Linked DNA regions of Homo sapiens: all the other regions are linked to region 3. Evidence: read pairs that join two places in POLR2A ChIA-PET (ENCODE). Cell type or tissue: Panc1. All regions are shown on one strand.

Region 1 (5,000 bases), 200 kb before region 3:
ATGGGCAATGCATGGAGGTGGGGAGTGGGAAATTGCAGTGGGGGTTGGAGTGGTGAGGCCGTTCAGGGGGCTGGAGTTTCAAGGTTGGGAGGTGGGAGAGTAGTAGGTCAGTTATGTACCCATGGGACTGGCAAATCCAAAGTAAGGGTGCTTTATCCCTTTGGCGGATTTAGTACCATTACATTTTACAAAACCAAGTTGAAAAGGCAGTATTTGTGGCATTCGTGGCAGAAAGTATGATGCTACTCTAAACTCAGCAAAAGGTGCAGGCAGCGGTGTTTCAGAGTGGAGAGAAAAAGACCTTCTCACCTCGAGGAGAAAGTGCATGTTGCAGGCCTGTGGTAGGCCAAGCAGAAATTCAAGTTCGCTTTGCGCATCAAAGTGGAATTTTACTGAAGGACAATCCAAGTTCCTCCCTGCCTAAAACGATATAAGAGACACAGAAACAAAATCAAGCAGCACCATGAGAATGACCTTGGCTGCAGAAACTCCCAGTAGCAATTTGAGCACTGAGTTTCAGTTAATTATCTGTTGAATTACAGATAACAGTTGGTTCACTCTGGGCCGTTTTGATGTTTTATCAAGGAATGGCTTTGAAGTCATAGTTTTACATTGCCTGCTTGGTTTGAGTGCAGTATTCCACTTGCCAACAAAAGGATACAGTGACAAAATACAATTTTCATTTTAAAAGTCAGAAAGTCAAGAGAGCATTAAGTAATTTTAAAACTATTGTTTTGCTAGAGGTTATTAGTGGGTGTCATGGCTGGTCTACACCCCCAGGACAGGGTTTTGTTTTCTCCAGAAAGATGAGAGTTTGAGGGAAAACAAAGGCAGGAAGCAGAGTGACTGCTTGGGGCTAGTCCGGCAGCCTCTGGCCACCTTCCTCATCACTCAGCCTCCTCTGAGTCCCTGGGGCTCACAGGAAGTTCTCTGGAGTGGCTGCGGATACCAGAAGTCAGGCCCACTGCGACTGTTGCTTGAGCATCTTTTTGGGCAGCTTATTGTCTGAGGCTCGGGAGCATGCTGTGTTGTAACCGTGTTAGAATATATGTGTGCAGGGGCAATTTGGGAGTGCGGTTGTTGGGCTGGGGGGACGTGTGTTCCATGCATGCATTCTCAGTGCATCTGAAACGTGGAACTCTTACAAGCATGCTCAGTGGCACGTGTGTCGGACACTATCTCTTGATGAGAAATCAAACCTCAGATGGTCGGCCTTGCCACTGCTTAGCTAATTACCGTACTTGCAACTTTCCATCTGCAGAATGAATTCAAGGCAGCTTCGTGCAGCTTTTCATGTCAAAGAGTGTGCACATCAGTGGAAGAAATCCACTGTCAGAAATGAAACCGCTTTCCTTTTTTAAAAAAAAGAGACTCTGCTCTATATTATCCTAGAGCTCTGAAACTAGTATTAATATTTTAGGTAGATTCTCTTATTCTTTTCAAGGAAAAATAATTGTCAAAGTCCTAAGAGAAAAACAAACCAAGATTCCATTTGCCACTCCCTACCAAGTGTCTATGGCAGGCAGTTTTGTTTCTTCTTTTCTGGAGCAGGGGTGCCCTCTTCCGCACTGTGCAGCTTCATAGCAGCTTTTTAAATCAGCAAAAAGAAAAACCCATTTTGTGTCTCATGAATGCTAAGGTTAAAGGTGGAATGTCCTTTGAATTTAAACAGAAACACTCATCAATGCTTTGATTATTTTGCAATGAGGAAAAATAAGTGAATAGGGAAAAAGTTCAGTTTGAAAGAAATAATTGCAAAGTCTTATCGATAACACTGATGAATTCTCACCTCTGATTTTAGATTGATAATCCCAAACTCCGAGAAAATTGGGGTCAGAGAGAAACATCTAGACAGCAATTTGACGGAAGGGGGAAACAGTCGCACCAATGGCAGGGAAGGAAAAACCACTCACAGCAAGAATTCCACAAGAGTCTTCTAAATATTTCTCTGAATAAGGTCTTTTCTCTTGAAACTGGAGCAGGGAGATAGATGTTAGGTCTACATATTTTCACCAGTAGGGCCAAAACATTGGCCTTATCAAGGAGAAGTGGGAACACAGGTCATGGAAGAGCTGAGTCACCCCTGAGTCAGAATGACTCTGATATTCTATAGGCAGCTATTTATTTCCAGGGAAGGAGGGGCCACCCGAGCTGGAAACTCTTGGTCCAACCGAAGTGGTGTATTCAGACATGGGGAGTGGGAGTGTTCCAGCAGGCACAGGCCTGGAGGGACAAGATGAGCCAGCCGTGGTGGCAGGCTGATGCAAGTCTTTGCCAGTGATAAGCAGCATGTGTTCTGTGTTGAGACTTGTCTGCAAGGCGATTTGTTTATACCTCATAGGTGAGAATCTAAAACACCAAAAGGACATCACATTCTTTTGAAAGCCCGTATGAAAAAAATGAAGGTTGTCTTCTTTGGAAAAGTTCCACATTTCTAAATATAGGAACAGATGAGCCTCTCTGAAGAAATCAAATAAATGAGGGCTGGGTGCGGTGGTTCACACCTGTAATCCCAGCACTCTGGGAGGGCGAGGCAGGAAAATAGCTTGAGGCCAGGTATTCAAAGTTCAAGACGGCCGTGAGCCACAGAGCGAGTCCCCCTCATCTCTACAAAAAATATTTTGTAAAAGTTAGCTGGTTGTGGTGGCATACACCTGTAGTCCTAGCTACTTGGGAGTCTGAAGTGGCAGGACCAGTTGAGCTCAAGAGTTTGAGGCTACAGTGAGCTATGACTGCGCCACTGCACTCCAGCCTGGTCAACAGAGCGAGACCCTGTCTCTAAAATAAAAACTTTTTAAGGAAATTCTGTTGTTCATAGTATGACAAGCCAGGTGTCCAAAAACACCCCAAAGGGATTTAATGTATTAAAAATATTCCTAATGTATTGATGTCATTCCCTCTGTAGGTGAACTCTGCCTTTGTCATTGTGTCTTTCTTTCTTTTCTTTTTTTTTTTTTTTTTGATACAGAGTCTCGCTCTGTCGCCCAGGCTGGAGTGCAGTGTTGTGATCTCGGCTCACAGCAACCTCCACCTCCCAGGTTCAAGCAATTCTCGTGCCTCAGCCCCCTGAGTAGCTGGAACTACAGGCGCGCGCCACCACGCCCGGCTAACTTTTGCTTTTTGTTTTTTGTTGTTGTTGTTGTTGTTGTTGTGTTTGAGACAGTCTTGCTCTGTCTCCCAGGCTGGAGCGCAGTGGCGTGATCTCGGCTCGCTGCAACCTCCGCCTCCTGGGCTCAAGTGATTCTCCTGCCTCAGCCTCCCGAGTAGCTGGGATTACAGGTGCCCGCCACCACGCCCGGCTATTTTGTATTTATAGTAGAGACAGGGTTTCACCATGTTAGCCAGGCTGGTCTCGAACTCCTGACCTCAAGAGATCCACCCACCTCGGCCTCCCAAAGTGCTGGGATTACAGGCGTGAGCCACTGCACTCGGCCTCCCAAAGTGCTGGGATTACAGGCGTGAACCACTGCACCCGGCTTAATTTTTGTATTTTTAGTGGAGACGGGGGTTCGCCTTGTTGGCCAGGCTGGTCTCAAACTCCTGGCCTCAAGTGATCTGACCGCCTTGGCCTCCCAAAGTGCTGGAATTACAGGCATGAGCCACCTTGCCCAGCTGAATCTTTCTATTTTTAGAGCAAAGCCATGTGCTCAGCGTGTCAAGGTAGACTGTGGTAAATCCTTTAATAAACAGATGCTGATGGATTTACCACCAGTAGTAAACTGAGAATGAAGTTTCAACTTTTTGTTTGTTTGTTTGTTTTTGTTTTTTAGGCAGAGTCTTGCTCTATCGCCAGGCTAGAGTGCAGCGGCACATTGTCGGCTCCCTGCAACCTCCACCTCCTGGGTTCAAGCGATTCTCCTGCCTCAGCCTCCCAAGTAGCCGGGATTACAGGCGCCTGCCACCATGCCCAGCTAATTTTTGTATTTTTAGTAGAGAGGGGGTTTCACCATGTTGGCCAGGATGGTCTCGATCTCCTGACCTCATGATCCGCCCACCTCAGCCTCCCAAAGTGCTGGGATTCCAGGCGTGAGCCACCGTGCCCAGCCAACTTTGTTTTTTTGAGACAGAGTCTGGCTCTGTCGCCAGGCTGGAGTGCAGTGGTGTGATCTCGGCTCACTGCAACATCCAACTCCCTGGTTCAAGCAATTGTCCTGCCTCAGCCTCCCGAATAGCTGGGATTCCAGGCACGCATGACCACACCCAGCTAATTTTTGTATTTTAATAGAGACAGGGTTTCACCATGTTGGCCAGGATGGTCTCCAACTCCTGACCTCATGATCCGCCCACCTTGGCCTCCCAAAGTGCTGGGATTACAGGCGTGAGCAGCCATGCCTGGCCAGTTTCAACATTTTTACTACCGGAAATCAAAATGTTAGTCAGATAACTGACAGAGATAGGATAGAGCTATCTCCCAGAAGGAGTTCCTTCCTTCCTTCCACCAGCGTGGTAGGTGGCAGTGTGTCAGGAATACTAAATGGAATATTATAGAAACTGAGAACAAAACTCAAGAAACTTGTTTCTGCAAAGAAACCCAGACATCCTGTTTATAAAAATGACGTGGAGGCTGGAGCACCACACTAAACAAACGAATGTTCTCTTCTCAGATGTATCTTTACTTGTCATTATACTTTTGGCTAAACGTTTCTTTTTTCTTTCTTTCTTTTGTAGAGACAGGGTCTCTCTATGTTGCCCAGGGTAGTGTTGAACTGCTGGCCTCAAGCTGTCCTCCTGCCTTAGCCTCTGCATCCAGCCAAAATATTCCTATGAAATATAAATGTTTCAACCAGGCACGGTGACTCACAACTGTAATCCCAGCACTTTGGGAGGCTGAAGCAGGAGCATCACTTGAGGTCAGGAGTTCAAGATCAGCATGGCCAACATGGTGAAACTCTGTCTCTACTAAAAATACAAAAAATTAGCCAGGCATGATGGCAGGTGCCTGTAGTCCCAGCTACTCAGGAGGATGAGCGGGAGAATCGCTTGAATCCAGGAGGTGGAGG
Region 2 (5,000 bases), 130 kb after region 3:
TATATTTTTCTGGAAAAAGAAAAGAACAATCTCTGCCTACATCTGCATACCCAAAAGATGGATATAAAATGAAAGCCTCCCCTACTCCAAAAGGGAAGCAAAAGAGTGTTAATGAAAATCAAATGACCAAGGTCATTGACCATGTTATAGTACATCTGAGTGATGCAGAGGGGTAGTAGAGGTGATAGGAAACAGACACACACAAAGGGGAAGCTGCAATTTTGTCTTCCTTTCAGGAATGCGGGCAAGAAAGTGAGTAAGCAATATATGACAGTTCTCCGGACCTGTTAGGTTAGTATTATAATCTGGGAGTAGGGGGGAATGTCTACAATGTAAGTGTCTCATTAAAACAAAGAGGAGGGGGCCGGGCATGGTGGCTCATGCCTGTAATCCCAGCACTTTGGGAGGCCGAGGCAGGAGGATCACTTGAGGCCAGGAATTCAAGACCACCCTAGGTAACATAGTGAGACCCCATCTCTACAAAAATTTAAAAAAAACTTAGTCTGGTGTGATGGTGTGTGCCTGTAGTCCTAGTGGGAGAATCAACTGAGTGAGCCCAGGAGTTCAAGGTTATAGTGAGCTACGACTGTGCCAATGCACTCCAGCCTAGGCAACAGAGCAAAACCCAGTCTCTAAGAATAAAAAGTAAATAAATTAAAACAAAGAGGAGGGGAAAGGAAGGATATTTCCATGTGAAATAAAAGAGTATAATTTTGAAAGATATAGTTGCACTTCTTGGCTGGGCACGGTGGCTCACGCCTGTAATCCCAGCACTTTGGGAGGCCAAGGGGGGTGGATCACCTGAGGTCAGGAGTTCAAGACAAGCCTGGCCAACATGGGGAAACCCCGTCTCTACTAAAAATAATAAAATTAGCCAGGTGTGGTGGCGGATGCCTATAATCCCAGCTACTTGGGAGGCTGAGGCAGGAGAATTGCTTAAACCAGGGAGGCAGAGGTTGCAGTGAGCCAAGATGGCACCACTGCACTCCAGCCTGGGCCACAGAGTGAGACTCAGTCTCAAAAAAAAAAAAAAAAAAGAGAGAGAGAGAAATATTTGCACTTCTTTATGGTATTAAGCTGTGCTTAAGCAAGGATATTATTGGTAAGCACTTGATAAATGTCAGCTATAATTACTGGCATATCTCATTTTACTGTACCTTGCTTTATTGTGTTTCACAGGTATTGCACTTTTTACAAATTGAAGGTTTGTGGCAACCCTGCATTGAGCAAGTCTATCTGTTCCATTTTTCCAACAGCGTGTATTCACTTCCTGTCTCTGTGTTACATTTTGGTAATTCTTGTAATATTTCAAATTTTTCATAATGATATGTATTATGACGATCTTTGATGTTACTATTGCAATTTTTTTGGGGTGCCACAAACCACACCCATATAATATGGCAAACGAAATCCATCAATATTGTGTGTTCTGACTTCTCCACCAAATGTGTTACCGAGTGGCCATTCCCTCATCTCTCTCCCTCTCCTCGGGCCTCCCTGTTCCCTGAGGCACAACAATTTTGAAATTAGGCCAATAAATACGCCTACAATGGCCTCTAAGAGTTCAAATGAAAGGAAAAGCACACATCTCTCTCTTTAAATCAAAAGCAAGAAACGATTAAGCTTACTGAGGAAGGCATGTCAAAAACCAACATAGGCTAAAAGCCAGGCCTCTTGTGCTAAACAGCCATGTTGTGAAAGCAAAAACAATGTGAAATGCAAAAGAAGAAAATGTAAAATGCTACTCCAGTCAACACACAAATAATAAGAAAGTGAAACAACCTTATTGCTGATATAGCTAAGGTTTGAGTGGTGTAGATAGAAGATCAAACCAGCCATGACATTCCCTTAAGACAAAGCCTAATCCAGAGGAAGCCCCTAACTCTCTTCAATTCTATGAAGGCTCAGAGAGGTGAGGAAGCTACAGAAGAAAAGTTAGAAGCCAGCAGAAGTTGCTTCAAGAGGTTTAAGGAAAGAGGGCATCACCATAGCATGAAAGTGCAAGATGAATCCCAAGCGCTGATGGAGAAGCTGCAGCAACTTATCCACAAGATCTAGCTAAGATAATTGATGAAGGTGGGTACACTCAACAGTAGATTTTAAATGTAGACAAAACAGCCTTCTGTTGGAAGAAGATGCCATCTAGGTCTTTCATAGCTAGAGAGAAGTCAAGGCCTGGCTTCAAAGCTTCGAAGAACAAGCCGACTCTCTTGTTAGGGGCTAAGGCAGCTGGTGACTTTAAGTTGAAGCTAGTGTTCATTTACCTTTCTGAAAATCCCAGGGCTCCTAAGAATTATGCTAAGTCTACTCTTCCCACACCCCCTAAATGAAACAACAAAGCCTGGATGACAGTATATCTCTTTTTCTTTCTTTCTTTCTTTTCTTTTTTTTTTTGAGACAGAGTCTTGCTCTGTTGCCCAGGCTGTAGTGCAGTAGTGCAATTTCAGCTCACTGCAACCTCTGCCTCCTGAGTTCCAGCAATTCTCCTGCCTCAGTCTCCCAAGTAGCTGGGATTACAGGTGCCTGCCACCACGCCTGGCTAATTTTTATATTTTTAGTAGAGATAGGGCTTCACCATGTTGGTCAGGCTGGTCTCAAACTCCTGATCTCAAGTGATCCGCCTTCCTCGGCCTCCCAAAGTGCTAGGATTACAGGTGTGAGCCACCATGCCCGGCCAACAGTATATATCTTTATAGCATGGTTTACTGAATATTTTAACCCCATTGTTGAGATCTACTGCTCAGAAATAAAAATTCCTTTCAAAATATTACTGCTCATTGACAGTGCACCTGCTCACCCAAGAGCTCCGATGGAGACGTACAAGGAGATTCATGTTGTTCTCATGCCTGCTGACACAACATCCATTCTTCAGCCCATGGGTCAAGGAGTCATTTTGACTTTCAAGTCTTATTATTTAAGAAATACATTTTGTAAGGTTAGAGCTGCAATAATGATTCCCCTCACAGCTCTGAGCAAATACACTGAAAACCTTCTGGAAAAGACTCACCATCCTATATGCCATTAAGGACACTGGTGATTCATGGAAGGAGGTCAAAATATCAACATTAACAGAAGTTCAGAAGAAGTTGATTCTCTGGAACCTCAAAGATGAACCCCTCAAAGTTCATCCTCAAAGTTGAACCCCTCAAAGTTAATCCTCATGGATAAAGTTGGACACCTCAAAATTCATCCTCATGGATGACTTTGAGGGGTTCAAGACTTCAGTGGAGGAAGGAACATCAGATGGGATGGAAATAGCACAAGAACTCGAATTAGAAGTGGAGGCTGAAGATGTGACTGAATTGCTAAAATCTCATGAACAAACTTGAATGGATGAGGAGCTGCTTCTATGGATGAGCAAAGAAAGTGGTTTCTTGAGATGGAATCAACTCTTGCTGAAGATGCTGTGAACATTGTTGAAATGACAACAAATTATTTCAAATATTACATGAACTTACTTGATAAAGCAGCGGCAGGGTTTGAGAGGATTGACTCCAATTTTGAAACAAGTTCTACTGTGGTGGGTAAAATGCTATCAAACAGTATCCTGTGTTGCAGAAAAATACTTCATGAAAGACAGAGTCAATCAATGAGGCAAATTTCATTGTTGTCTTATTTTAAGAAATTGCCACAGTCATTCCAACCTTCAGCAACCACCTCCCTAATCAATCAGTAGTTATCAACATTGAGGCAAGACCCTCCACCAGCAAAAAGATTACAACTTGCTGAAGGCTCAGATAATCATTAGCATTACCAACCCAAATGTCCATCAATGATAGACTGGATAAAGAAAATGTGCCACATATATGCCATGGAATACTATGCAGCCATAAAGAAGAATGAGATCATGTCCTTTGCAGGGACATGGATGAAGCTGGAAACCATCATTCTCAGCAAACTAACACAGGAACAGAAAACCAAACACTGCATGTTCTCACTCATAAGTGGGAGTTTAACAATAAGAACACATGGACATGGGGCGGGGAACATCACACACTGGGGCCTGTAGAGGGGTGGAGGGCAAGGGGAGGGAGAGCATTAGGACAAATACCTAATGCATGAGGGGCTTAAAACCTAGATGATGGGTTGGTAGGTGCAGCAAACCACCACGGCACATGTGTACCTATGTAACAAATCTGCACGTTCTGCACATGTGTCCCAGAGCTTAAAGTAAAAAAAGAAAAGAAACCAGTAGTTGCCCCTACTGTCTGTTCTTCCTTTTTCCTTACTAGAAAAATCTACACGTTTTTATTGGGCACAAGGCCTACTCAGAAGAAAATATATATTTCTACACCAGCATTGTAGCTAAGTGCAATCGCAGTGGTGAAGTCCTATGCAATATGTAAATGTTGTGAGAAGATATTTAAATGGAGTGGACATGCCCATTTCCTCTTCTCTCTTTCTCCTGGCTATAAAGTAGATGTGATGGCTGGAGCTAGAGTGACCATCTGGAACCACCTGGTGAACTTGAGCTTGAGACTCTAACACTGCAGAGTGTCATACCAACTGTGATGACCTACTCAGACTTCTAAGTAAGACAGCAATAAACTTCATTCTGATTTAACCCACTGTTACTTTGAGCTTTTTCTATTACAGTCAAGTCTAATCCTAACCGATATATGCTCCCTTCAACTTTTCCTCAGGCACTGGGAGAAAAGACAGAGCACAAAAGATGCAACCTCAAACTGAATTTCTAAGAGGAAGACGAGTCTCAGGGCAATGGGAAAAAATAATAAAGAAAAGTAATAAATAAAAATTCATCCACACTGTATCTGCAAAAATAGAAAACATGGATAGAGCCCCACATGTTAAAGAGTAGTATGGAGAGGAGTATATGAAAATGCAAAAATATAGCAAAAAAAAAAAAAAAAGGAACAAAAGATTAAAACTATTATCTGGAAAGAAACACACCTTTAAAATGTGAAGAAAAATTCCTAAAACCAAAGTTTTGTAGTCTAGGAAAAAAATTTAAAGTACAGATGGTCCCTGATTTATGATGG
Region 3 (5,000 bases):
CCGCCTGGGTCCGGATCGGGAAAAACGAGGGGCTGGGTCCTCCCTACTCGGACCCCATATCCCCAGCACGCGAGAAAGAGCGAGAAGCCACGCGGCGGCTGGGCCGAGCGTGGGGTGTCGGCGGAGACAATGAAACTTGCAGGCGCACAAACAAGGCGCTGAGCGTGTTTCTTGACAACGTGCCAGCAGCGTGGAGAGGCTCGCCCCACAACAGCCCCTCGTGTTGTGTCTAGCAGGAAAACAGCCGCTGCCGTTTCAGACGCAGCCTCAACAAAGAGCACGGCCGCCACTCCAGCATGAGAGCCCCTGGGCGGAAAAGTCCACCAAGTGACTCCGCGCGGCGCGGCCCGGCCAGCACGTTTCCCCGGACTCGCGTCTTCTGGTGCGCGCAGCCCGCGGCCGCCTTACCTTTCTTGCCTTTCATTCTGGATCTCCCCTCCCAGCGCGAGGCAAGGCGGGGGTCTGGAGGGGCCAGGAGCGGGGACACAGGGGATAAGCGAACGTCTCCTTCACAGCCGACTCTCCCGTAACTTGTAGGACGTGCTCCAGCCGTTATTGCTAAACAGGACGCTCTGATCCCAGGCGCCCGCTCCTTGGGTGGAATTCAAGTGACACTTGGGCTTCCTCCCGCCGGGATCTTCTGGCAGCCGGCCGGGGGCTCTCCCTCGCCCAACTCTCTCCCCTCCCCTCTCCGCTCCTTTGTTCCCTGCTCCTGCTCGGCGCACCTCGGCGCTGTCAGAGTGAGAGAGGCGAGGAGGGAAGGTACAGGAGGTCCTGCCTCCGCCCCCAGCCGCCCGCCCCGTCCCCCTCCCGCCCCGCCGCTCCTCCGCCCCTCCCCCGCACCTTCCAGCCGGGAAGACTGGACCGAGCGCGGCGGCCGCTGTCACTCGTCCCTCGGGGGCGGCGGTGCGGACGCGGGGGGTGGCCGGGTCCAGAAACACGATCCTTTCCGCCTGCCGCGCACGGACCGCCCGCATCCCTCGCCCGGCGGTGGGGGCACCAGCCGAGCGCCCCAGGTTTCTCCCTTGGGCCTTTCTTCCCGGGGCTGGCGAGGGTGCGTTTGGTTCGGAAACTGCAACAGATGGAAAAAAGGACACCTCCCTCCTTCCCTCCTCCACCCCCGGGAAGAAAAGCCTCCCCGTCTCGTTTTTGACAGCTGCCCCGAACTCTACTGGCCCTGCTCTAGCCGCACGAGACAGCCGCCTCTGATTCAAGGGGCGGGGCACGGGAGGAAAAGTATTCGAGACAAGAACCAACTTCTTCCAGAATGCGCGGCTGCCATTGACACGCGGGCGCGGCGCGGCGCACCCTTCTCCTCCCGGGGCTCTTCCTCCAGCAGCGACAGTGGGAGGTCGGCGGGGGTGGGGCGGGGGGGAATGATGAGACACAGCCTAAACGAACGTCTGTTCCCCCGGGCTAAAGCTGCGAGTTCCGGACTGGATTGCAAGGCAGTTTCGAAATCTGACACGTTGCGGACAGACACTTGTCACGCTCACATGCTCTTTAAACGTCTCTGCCCGGGGACGGCCGGGCGCGCGCCTGCCTCACCAAGACTCCGCCTGACACCCCGAGTCGCCGAACCCCGGCAGCGGCCACTTTTATAGCTAAGGGGTGACCACGCCGTGCCTGCTCGTCTGTTTCGGTCAACAGTGTCTACTCTTCGGATTGGAACCCTGCTAGGGGATCCCTCCTCCCATTTCAAACAGAAACTAGCCATTAAGTAAACACCCGTTCCTGTTGGCTTATTTTGGTCCACAGTTAGGAGGGATCCAACAGGAGTTTCTTGATGAAATTGCGCTTTCAAAGACCAGATGCTGTTTGGCTGACTTGAAGAAACGCATGCCCCCTCCTCTGGTTCTAGTTTTCGCGTGGTTACGTCCTGTTGTTTTGAAGCAAACGAACTGTCACATGCCACACAATGAGACTTCCCCCATCACTTTAAAAAAAGGAAAGAAAAGCCCTAAACGTAAATAAGCCTAGCAGAGACAGCGCCCGGGTCTGCCTCCAGTCTGGGCTCTGTGCTGTTTTTGTTCGGTAACCTCGGTGGAGATCCCGGCAGAAGAAACTCTGTGGAAATAAGATTAAACCCGAGGAGTACTAAGACGGCCAAGGGATAACTAACTCGACTTCGGAGCGTCTGTTTCAGGAACTAGAGCTAGCCTGCCACCCTCCCTCAAAAAAAAAAAAAAAAAAAAAGACACCCCCGCCCCTAGAATGCGTGGAGGCCAGAGTTTAAAAAGCCTGGGTGGTTTTTCCAATTACAGGACTAAAATGAATCAACAGGGAAAAAAAGCGTCTCTCTAAGAAGGCAGCAACCTTACGATTTTTTTCTTCTGTGGTTTGCTGACTGCTCGGGACAGAAGAGAACACACACCTAAAACGGCTCGGGGGGAGCGCGGTCCTGGGGACAAGCCACCCGCCCGGACGCTGCCCTGCAACTGCCGGGAGCACAGTTCCTTCCCGGACCTGGCTGCAGATGAATCAGCTGCTGCGCCCGGTGCGGGACAGATGTGGCGCAGGGAGGGGGCCAGCGCCCCCGCCGCCCGTTAGAGGGGGCCGCCTCGCTATTTCGTTTGAAGGGTTGTCTGTGGCTGGGATTGGTGGCTCCTATCCGCTGGGGAGCCGGGAGCGGAGGGAGGAGAGACGCAGGGAGGAGGAGCCGGGGGCTGGGCGACGCTGCGACTCCGCGGCCTGAGTGGCAGGAGCCTCGTCTGGAACCGGGCGGTTACTGGGGAGACGCTTTGTTTGCTAACTTCGAAAGCGGCTTCGGCTGCCTCGGCCGCTTTCGAAGCCACTCCACAAAACACGCCTTCGGTCGGTTTAACCCTACCTCCCCCCCCGCCCGCTTTAGCCAGCTCGAGACAAAAATGTTTCCCTCTTCCCCGTGGTTCTCCTTGGCCACGCGGTGGCTCTCATTATGTACACAAAGGTAGCTTTGCTTTCGTCCAAGTGGACTTGGCTAATGACTGCGATTCTCAGGCAACCGAGATGGGAACCGAGAATTGGAAAGGGTTTATAGCTTGAAAACAAACTTTCCAGGAGAAGGGGGGAGGGGCGGAGACAATTGAAAGCCTCTTTCGAATTAGGGGGAGGAAAAAACGGAGATGTGAACTCACCTTGGCTAGAAGTCAGGCTTGATCGGGCCAATGCACAACTTTTGCCCGAGCAAGTCATATCCAAACGGTTGTTAAAGCTGGCGAGGCACTCCAAAGAGAAACACTGGCACAATTCTGTGATGTAGCGAAAGCTTACAGCCCAACCGCTCCCGTAGATGCACCCCCACTGCCTCCCCCCAGCCAACGCTGATCTCAAACTTGTTTGGAGTTTCGGATTCTTGGTGCATTCTGGGAAGAAAGTGCCTAGGGTCAGCGCAACGTAACAAAGGGAACAGCCTCAAAAAAGTGGGCTTCAGATACCAGCAATTGCTTAGGGTATTTTTTGTTGATTCGTTTTTCTCGAGGTGGAAAAACAAGTTTCATTTCTAGCTCTGTCAGTCCCTTCCAGTCTCGGGGCCTTGCTATAAAACGGATTCAATGACTTTTAAGATTCTTTCCAGTGCTTTTTTTTTTTTTTTAAAGTATATAGATTCAAATTTGCTACATATTATTTGCTGATTCATATGAATGTTACTTGAATTGGGAAATTGCTTGAGTAAAATTGAGGCGTTGCTTGGTGCTGGCGGAGGCTACTGATAAACGTTTTTCACCATTATTTTTTTTCTCTCCAGGCACACATAGTTCCTTTTGGCGTCTTATCTTCTGAAGCTGCCTCAAGGCCAAGCAAAGAAAGTTGTTAAAAAGTTAAGTTACTTTTCACAGCCTGCAAACCCTTCAAAGGCAAGAACTCAAATAGAAACTTGGAAAGGCAGATAAGCCAGAAAAGTGTACTAATAAACGCACTTAATATGATTATTTTTTGATGCCAGGTCCACCAAGTGAAGATTGGAGGATGTATTTGTTTCTTCTACTCAACAACAATTGATAAAGCATGAGTTCCATCAAGGACTGTGTTCTAGGTGGAGAAAGGGTGACTCACCCAGTCATTGGATCTCTTTCACTTCCAGTCTCTGGAAGGCAGATATCTTTATAAAATATGCAGACAGCTAGGCTCTAAACACTGGACAAGAGGTCTGTAATCATCCAGTCACATCTCAGGTCAGAGGGTCTTGGACTGCTTAAGAAAGAGCTGACCATTGTCTTAAGAACCTGGGGTGGCCTAGAGCCATCTTGAGGTGATTTTATCAGCCCCATCAGGATAATTCTCCTCAGCTTCCTTGCATGAATAGTGTAACTGGTGCTACTACTTTTGTTTTTAGTCACTTTTCCTAGCCTGCACTTCCCTTCCCGGCCCTCCTTTTTCCTCTGTAGCCAAGTCATCACTTCTCTTTACCTAAATGAGTTTTGGAATCCAGGGGATAAAACGAAAAGATAGGCAGGGCGCTGTGGCTCACACCTGTAATCCCACCACTTTGGGAGGCCGAGGTGGGTGGATCACCTGAGGTCAGGAGTTTGAGACCAGCCTGACCAATATGGTGAAACCCCATCTCTACTAAAAATACAAAAATTAGCCGGGCGTGGTGGCGTGTGACTGTAGTCCCAGCTACTTGGGAGGCTGAGACAGGAGGGTTGCTTGAACCTGGGAGACAGAGGTTGCAGAAAGCTGAGATCGTGCCATTGCACTCCAGCCTGGGTGACAGAGCAAGACTCTGTCTCAAAAACAAAAACAAAAAAACGGAAAGATAATTCCTTGAGCACAAGCTTCACTCTCCTTATTCTCAACATCTGTGTCTGTATTATTCTTTACAGTTTATGAAACACTTATTTAATCTCACTTAATGCCCAAACTAGTGATGTTAGTTATTTTTTTTAAAAAGTCAAGATCACTTAACACATCCAAATATAACAAAGTTAAAAGGCATAAAACTGGGTACCCAACATAAATTATCTGATTATAAATCAAGTGGTCTCTGGGAAATCTTGTCATTTCAGAAGGTCAGATGG

What was found. Peaks named below come from ENCODE experiments on the same cell type or tissue, not always from the same donor. Only the 100,000 strongest peaks of a DNase experiment are listed, where the experiment ranks them.
Region 1: POLR2A ChIA-PET joins it to region 3 with 11 read pairs; 28 of 35 experiments call an interaction of 5 or more read pairs at or near these places.
Region 2: POLR2A ChIA-PET joins it to region 3 with 11 read pairs; 13 of 35 experiments call an interaction of 5 or more read pairs at or near these places.

What each region holds. Positions count from the first base shown.
Region 1 is chr18:3,650,125-3,655,124 of GRCh38, reverse strand. All of the region lies in intron 7 of DLGAP1 (DLG associated protein 1), which reads left to right. It overlaps DLGAP1-AS6 (DLGAP1 antisense RNA 6), which reads right to left and starts at 2,095. Exons shown (of 3, transcript NR_188002.1): 1 at 1,914-2,095; 2 at 310-420. RefSeq lists enhancers at 2,002-2,296, 1,342-2,541. In Panc1, no CTCF peak of the experiment used is centred here; DNase peaks (open chromatin) are centred at 1,144 and 2,104; H3K4me3 peaks cover 1,388 bases; H3K27ac peaks cover 5,000 bases.
Region 2 is chr18:3,314,355-3,319,354 of GRCh38, reverse strand. No RefSeq gene overlaps it. Among named protein-coding and RNA genes, the nearest start is that of LINC01895, 34 kb to the left of the region's middle. In Panc1, no CTCF peak of the experiment used is centred here; no DNase peak of the experiment used is centred here; H3K27ac peaks cover 3,384 bases.
Region 3 is chr18:3,445,914-3,450,913 of GRCh38, reverse strand. TGIF1 (TGFB induced factor homeobox 1) reads right to left here and starts at 742. Exons shown (of 3, transcript NM_003244.4): 1 at 409-742. The coding sequence starts at 424. LOC124904237 (a long non-coding RNA gene) reads left to right here and starts at 258. Exons shown (of 2, transcript XR_007066269.1): 1 at 258-382; 2 at 3,728-3,908. RefSeq lists silencers at 3-52, 693-852, 883-992, 2,653-2,722 and enhancers at 1,513-1,702, 1,290-1,909, 1,803-1,942, 1,910-2,531. In Panc1, a CTCF peak has its summit at 2,902 (motif pointing right); a DNase peak (open chromatin) is centred at 2,643; H3K4me3 peaks cover 3,704 bases; H3K27ac peaks cover 4,401 bases.